3 separate regions of the Homo sapiens genome follow, and regions 2 and 3 are each linked to region 1. Evidence: chromatin loops called from intact Hi-C (ENCODE). Cell type or tissue: heart right ventricle. All regions are shown on one strand.

Region 1 (2,500 bases):
TGAGCTTCATTCAGTGACTTCAGGAAATGAATTCTTCTGTTTAGACATTCGACATACATATCTGCCTTGATGGCTTTTTTTAAAAAGTGCTCGCCAATGCACTTTTAAGTATAATTAGAATACTAACATAAGGTTCTTATCTCTTTTTATCCTTAAGATATAATTCTCTCACAATTGCCTATGTTTTTGGAAACGAAGTTTTGAAAAACCCGTTTGTTCTCATCAAGAAAGAACTGCAAGCTGTAAATGAGTTGTTACGCATTAGAACTTTGTCTGCATCTAAGGTTTAGCAACTAGCTTGAAGAGATTGGAGAAACATCTGTTTTATGTCTGCCATGCAACTGAGAATACGCATGACAAAAGCACATGTCTGAGCACTCTTAAAGGCTGTTCGCCTTACCTGCTGGTAACAACATAACTGAGTCATCTGGCCTGACAAGGTATCTAAGCAGAAAGTTTAGATTTTTCTCTGGCTTAGTTAAAAAAAAAAAAAAAGTTAATTAAGAATCAAGAAAAGGCAGGCTATTTCATTTTCAAATAACAGATAAGTTTTACCTCTTTAGCACATTGAGGATGCTAATTGGTAGATAGCAAATTGCAAATACCAAAAGCACAATCATCAACATCCGGGCTGTTTTCCTTCTGGCTCGGATCTGCTTTATTTCAGCCGCCACAGCGCTCATCCGGGACTTCGTTGGCTGTCCTGGCCCTCGAGGCTGTGAAACAGGCTGCAGGGGCTTCCATTTTCTCTGAACTACAGATGATGTTCCAGGGATCTGAAAGGAGAAGAGACAGACCCTTATTGCAATTTGACTTAGGAAAGTTCCACTTTGGGGAAGTAATTAGAAAACACAGTAAGGAAAGGCTTCCAGACGCCTGAGGTGTGGGAGGTTTGAGCGCCTGTTTCTCCAGAGCATTTGCTGACCTTAGTATGTGCTTGGCGTTAATTCAGACGAATACCAAATAGGAGTTTGTGTGGAAAAAAAAGTTAAAACATCAAAATTTTGTCAATGTCTAAAGAAAGCTGCAAGTGGAAAAGATATTTCCTTGTAAAAAGAACAAAGCTTGGGAAAGGAGAATGATAAAGGGATGTCAGCCATATTATCTTATTAGGAATTTTTGTTCAGCTCAGATACCAAAGTTTAAAGCAGAGGAAAACCCAGCAAGTAACGTCAAGCAACCTGTTATGGATTTTTCACGCATCAATACTGCCATCTGCTGCCAGAGAGATAGAACTTAACTACCTGTAGCTTTTCAGGTTTTCTGCTTCTCGAGTTCGGACAAAGCAAACCTTTGAATGAAAGGATATTTTTAAAAAATCAAGTATTTTTTGTTGTTCACTATTTGTAGTTATGAAATTGTTTGAAATCAGTTTTGTGGTCCAGCCCTTTAAAATGCACACAAACCCATTGAGGATTTTTTGCGGTCTTACATTAATATTTCAAATAGCTGGAATTTGTAACAGTAATTACACAACTTGTACTTTTCCATTTCTTTTCAAAGTTATTTGATAATAGCAGGGAATCCCTCCAAGTACAATATTCTCTTAATTGTAAGCTCATGAAGATTGATAGGGTTTAGTGAACAGAACAATAAAATTCAGCATGCATAATTTTTTAAAGAGGAAAATGTGCCAACAAACACAAGAAAAGGCCACCTTAGCTCTGTTAAGATTATTCAGCTTTTACTTTCTGTCTCTGTGCGGCAAACCAGTACTGACCAATGTGTCCTTGTGGTTTCTCAGAATAGATGTTCGATAGATTTTGTTGCTTTTTACACCACCAGATCAAAGTCTGTTCGATAATCTTTAATTTGAGAACAGAATTTTACTTATATGTCCACACAGATAAATTAATATGACATTTCCTTTGACCATTTTCTTTCTTGAAGAGGCAAATGATGTTAACAAAGACCTGCCCTTGAATGGAAAATATCGGATAAATTATTTTTCTTCTCACTCTGTATGTCTTGTCATGTAGACAATCTTTTTTACATAGTAGTGGTTCAACTCAATCTTTTAACCCACTGGTTGGGGAGAGATAGGAACTTTCTCTTCTGTGACTCTCATTTTAAAAAGCAATTTTAAAAAATAACTGAAAAGAATGAGCAATGGATGCTGGAATGTTCCAGGAGACTCCTATCATGAAAAGCCTGTATGTGTCTGCTAAATGATCTTGAACTGTCTTCTAAATGATCTCTGATAGATCAATTAAATTTTAGTGATTCTATCACTGACTGTTCCCCTGAAGGAGAGAATCTACATTCTGCATCTGATGACTTCTGCCGCCATTAGAAACAGTTTTCGGTCACCTGAGGTTGGGAGTTCATGACCAGCCTGACCAACATGAAGAAACCCCGCCTCTACTAAAAATACAAAATTAGCTGGGCGTGGTGGCACATGCCTGTAATCCCAGCTACTCAGGAGGCTGAGGCAGGAGAATCGCTTGAACCCAGGAGGTGGATGTTGCAATGAGCCGATGAGATCACACAATTACACTCC
Region 2 (2,500 bases), 170 kb before region 1:
AAAAATGTAGATGACTTCAAAAATAATAATCCAGATCTAATTGTTTTTTGGGACTTTAGTAACCTCAATAACTAAAATTTTAGGTTTCATAAAATATTTTGAAAACATGAATATATAGATTAGAAATTTTGCAAGATGATTTTTTACTCCCTTTATTGTTGTATGTATTCATTTTATTTGGGTTATAAGACCATACAGCAACAAGAAAAAGTTGTGATGGTACTTTTAGTTAGCATATCAGCAACATCAGACCATTAGAACATCATACAGAATCAATACTCCCCAGAGCTCACCTAAGATTAGAATACAGACATGATATGTTTATGACATATCTACAGGCAATTTGCTCTCCTCCAGAAAAAGTTGCCACTAACATTTTATTCATTTCTCTCTGGCCTTAGGTCCAAGCACATATGCAGAGAGCTCAAGTAGACGGAGCACACATAACTGAATTCACCAGGTTTATGGTATCCTGGGCCATTGAGTTAATAGCTTTAATTGTGAACTTAGAGAAAATGAGAAGCCAAGGACATCTCAGTCCTTAGAGTTATAATTATATAAATGTATTTATATATGTTATATAAAAATATATTTATATATTATGTATGTTATAAATATTTAAATAAATATGTTATAAATATACATGTTATATATGTTATATATGAATATATAAATATGTATATAATTTAGAAAACATTGGTTCCCTGAGCACTAATAACAGTTGCTTCTCATTAGATAGTCATAAGCTACTTCTCAATAACAGCCAAAATATATAGTCACTTTAGTTTATAATGCTAAATTCTGTGAGCTACAGGACTTTTATTTATTCCAAGTCCCTGGCACAAAGAGTGTGCTTAATAAACACTTTTAAGTCAAAGGAAAAATACAAATATGCTGAATATATTGAACCACATTTTCATGTGTTCTACACCTTTAGTAAGAGTGTCCTTATTTTAAATGCAGAAAACCCGTTTGTTTGATAAATATAAAACTATTTACTATTTACAGTTTTGAGGGACTGCAACACAGTGAGTGGGGTTGTAAATGTTTGACTTTAACCTGGTGGATTTTGGTGCTATATTGCCACCTTGTGGTTACTCATCTAAAAATGGACTTTTCTTCAAAAACAAAAATCAAAAATAGACAAAACAAAGAATAACTGTTTTGCTTTTGTGATATATGGTGCAAACATAAGTTTGTGCTGTGTGCTTACACACACACACAGACATACAGTCACACACACACACATGCATGCACACCAGAAACCTGAGTCTGAAAGTAGTGACTGTGCTTGAAAAGGAGAGAAATGGAACATCTTTCCAAGAGTAATCCTTTAATGCCGAAAGTCTCTCATATAGGAAAATTAGCTAAGTGGCCTGTCTATTATTTTCAAACACACAATGATATGATTTCAATGGTTAAGTAAAAATGTCTTTCCACTCTTTATAATAAAGAACTAATAATAAAAAGAAATAATGTTTTTCTTCCTAGTTTTTTTCAGAGCTTGTTTACATCATATTAAAATTATTTCTGATGAAATAAGGTAGTAGATGTGAAGAAAACATACATAGTGAAATAAAATTTTCTTAGAAGATTATGACTAGAAATTTCCAAAGCAGCTCGTTTAGAAAAACGAGCATATAATTTAGTATAAGGATAACAGTATCATTGAGAAAATTTTTATTTCTGAGAAGAAAATTACACACTTAATAAAGTAGAGAATTTAGGGGAAATTGTATTAAAATATTTTTAAAGTACTGTGATTTTTTTAAAAAGAGAGACTTTAAAGGGAATTGATGCCTTAATATTCTCCTTTATAGGTCATATATCCTTGAATAAACTCTTTAAAATTGCTTAAACTTTAAATCCACATATTGCATTTAGAACTGAGTCAATTAATTTGTGAATAGAGCTTACTGAAAGAGAATCTGTGTCTAGAGCTAATCTGGTACTAGAAAATCAGAAAGACCATTTTACAAGTCCTCTTTTACTCAGATTATGTCTGCCTTCGCCAGAGTATGTTTGCAGATTAGTCCTGTAGTCTTAGATCCTAGAAAGATCCATTATTGCAAAATATGAATAAATTCAGTCTTGGATTTATTTACATTCATTTTCACTTATTTACAGTCATTTTACTACAGGTTAAAATTTCCAAAAACTTTTATATTTTACTTTTTCTACTTAGGTAGGTAATTAACATTCATTGTGGAGGCATTGGAAAACAGAATTAAAGTAAAATAATTTATCTGTAATCATAGCACCCATGATCATTACCATTAGCACTTTATATATCTCCCAAATCCTTTTTGCTTTTAGAAAATTGTGTCATGACTCTATGTACTGTTATAACATCTTCTAACCTGTTTTTCCCTTAATCATGCAGTTAAATAGCATCATCATTTTGTTTTCTAGCTACACCATAAAGCTATTCTCCATTGTGAGACATTTGGATGGTTCTCAAATTTTCATTCTTAAAAAACATACTGTGATGAGTCTTTAT
Region 3 (2,500 bases), 680 kb before region 1:
TCAAAAACCACAAAGTAGATGGAGTCTTTACTTGAACTCCATAGAATTAGCTTGGAAATAGTAAAATGAATGAGTTCAGATATATAGATGAATTAAGAGGACTTGCAAGCAATGTACATTGCTAATATCAATTGAACTCTTAGAGCTAATTTCATGAGTTTGGGCTTTCATCCAAAATTATTATCTATAAGGCAATGGAACACTGTGGAGAACAATTCCATTTGTAATCTGAAATAGCTCAGATTTATGGATTGTGCTGGTATAGCCACTCAGAATAAAGATGTCCATTAGGCATGTTCACATTGAGACCATTTCAGCATTTAAGTTCAGCAGATGGACCACAGAGATCTGCCAAGGGAAAGAACTTGATAAGCCTGGGAATAATGCCATTGCCTATGAGGACAAATTTCAAAGGAGGATTTTTGTCTACCTGTCTCCAATTAGCCTAATGAACACACATCTATATTTTAGGGCCCTCTGGGCACTTGGGCAATATGTTCAGTTCTCTTCTGGACTTCATGAAGGAAGCTGAATGTTGTGATTGCTTACTTTACATATTATTTCAACTTGAATAAAAATTAGTCAAGTTTCAAACATCTGTCAATAATTCAGTTCAATCATTTTAAATCATTCGTTAACATTTATTGAAAACTAATAGATACCATACATCATGAGAGTTATTGGAGACATAAAACTGAATATTACATAGTCCCTTTAATCAGGAAATTCATGAGCCCTTTGCAAAGATAGGCTTGAAAATGAATATTTAAAATATAGTATAATACTACCACAATACTAGTGACACAAAGGTACGCTAACAGCACAAAATAAGTGACCACCTTAGGAGAAATCAGGGAAGCTTTTATAGAACTAAATATCAAGAAAATAAATTTGTACAAGGTACTTCCACAACATTCAAATAATATCTCTAGTGTATCATGTACAATAATTTTTGAGATAAAAAACTTTTGATAATATTAAACAATGCTCATTGCAGGAGAAAGATAATTTATATAAAGGTATTTTATTACAGAGAAGAAAGTTGCTGACAAGTAAATGTTTTGTTTTTGTTGTTTTTAATGATAAAAGGAGATGGCATAATGTAAAGGAAACTTGTGAATTTCCCTTGACTTTAAAAATATAAATTTCAAAATGAGCCCAAGGTGAAATGTGCAGATTCAGCTGATGAACTCTATTCTTTCCTCTATGTTTAGGAATTTTGTTTGTAAAATATCATGAAAGAATATTTTGCCAGTATATATAATGAGAAAGCATAAAATGAAGGGGTGCGTGTGCGTGTGCGTGTGTGTTTATTTTAAATTTGGAAGAAGCAATTTACAAGCCAGGTTGTACAAATGATTGTTGTTCACTAGATGGCAGAATACGAAAAGAATACTCTGGCATAGTAAGATAGTACTCTGGTTTCATAAGTGTGCTAGTTAGTTTGATTTAAGGGATTTCATAGCACTGCAAAATTCCGTGATTCATTAAGTGACATTAAATAGATGTGAGTATTTTGAAATAGCCTCTGCCACAGATGAAGGTAGTTTCCATAAATAAACTATAGCATCTTAGATTTGTACACGACCTTTAAAATCATTCCCGTTTTATCTGGCATGCTCCCAAATCTTTGCTTTTTTCTGTGTTTTCTAGGACAGTTATTTTCATTGCAATCATCCTGGCTTCCCAACTCATAAACCTAGGAGGTATTCTTGAATCCTTCCTCCGTCTCGCCCACCCTTAACACAATATTAAGTATCAGGAACAAAGGTCTATTGCTGTACCTCCTCAACAGCTGGACTTTTTGATAGTGCCTCTATCATATCTATTTCCCCTAATACATTCCAGGCACTGCCCCAGTTAAGCTGTCTTCATCTGTTACACAGTCTATTGTAATTGTCTCCTCTCCATCTCTTCTGCATTGAGTCTTGGTGTGACCAAGCTAAACTCCATATTGTCTCAGCATGAGCTTTCCAAAACCCCGTTTTCATCACATCGAGCTATTTAAAAAATGCTACAGGGTTCACTTTTTACTCGTCAGATGGGCAAAACATTTAAAAACAAAATTTGATGAAAACTTGACGTCGCCAAGAATGTGCAGGTAATAGACACTCTCGTGATGGTAAAGCTATTAAACATTTTTATTTATGATGAGCACTTTTGTGTTATTTTTCAATATTAGAAATGTTTCCTTTGAACAATTCCACTGGTACTGGTTTTGTTGCAGCATTATTTCAAAGACCCAAACCTGTAAATAACCTAAACATTTATCACTATAGAAATATACAAATATCTCCTTCCAGTTTGGAATGTTCACATAATGGAATACTTTGCAGTCCCTAAGAATCAAGTTGTGTTGTTAAGAAAATATCTTCAAGGTATATGACTAATTGGAAGGAAAGGGTGCAGAATAAAATGTAGAGTATGTAATTTGTATTAGAATATTTGTTTCATTTTTTTACACACATACAAACACATGTAAATATATGTAGCACTGTAG

Evidence for each region. Hi-C counts contacts between places; a loop is a spot of excess contacts. Peaks named below come from ENCODE experiments on the same cell type or tissue, not always from the same donor. Only the 100,000 strongest peaks of a DNase experiment are listed, where the experiment ranks them.
Region 2: a loop joins it to region 1, with 2.4 times the contacts of the local background. A loop is called at or near these places in 19 of 110 quality-filtered maps.
Region 3: a loop joins it to region 1, with 16 times the contacts of the local background. A loop is called at or near these places in 51 of 110 quality-filtered maps.

What each region holds. Positions count from the first base shown.
Region 1 is chr6:55,275,656-55,278,155 of GRCh38, reverse strand. HCRTR2 (hypocretin receptor 2) reads right to left here. Exons shown (of 7, transcript NM_001384272.1): 5 at 556-776. Among named protein-coding and RNA genes, the nearest start is that of GFRAL, 51 kb to the left of the region's middle. In heart right ventricle, a CTCF peak has its summit at 1,201 (motif pointing left); a DNase peak (open chromatin) is centred at 705; H3K4me3 peaks cover 966 bases; H3K27ac peaks cover 1,140 bases.
Region 2 is chr6:55,444,407-55,446,906 of GRCh38, reverse strand. All of the region lies in intron 7 of HMGCLL1 (3-hydroxy-3-methylglutaryl-CoA lyase like 1), which reads left to right. Among named protein-coding and RNA genes, the nearest start is that of GFRAL, 120 kb to the right of the region's middle. In heart right ventricle, a CTCF peak has its summit at 1,083 (motif pointing left); no DNase peak of the experiment used is centred here.
Region 3 is chr6:55,952,500-55,954,999 of GRCh38, reverse strand. No RefSeq gene overlaps it. Among named protein-coding and RNA genes, the nearest start is that of BMP5, 78 kb to the right of the region's middle. In heart right ventricle, a CTCF peak has its summit at 1,360 (motif pointing right); no DNase peak of the experiment used is centred here; H3K4me3 peaks cover 631 bases.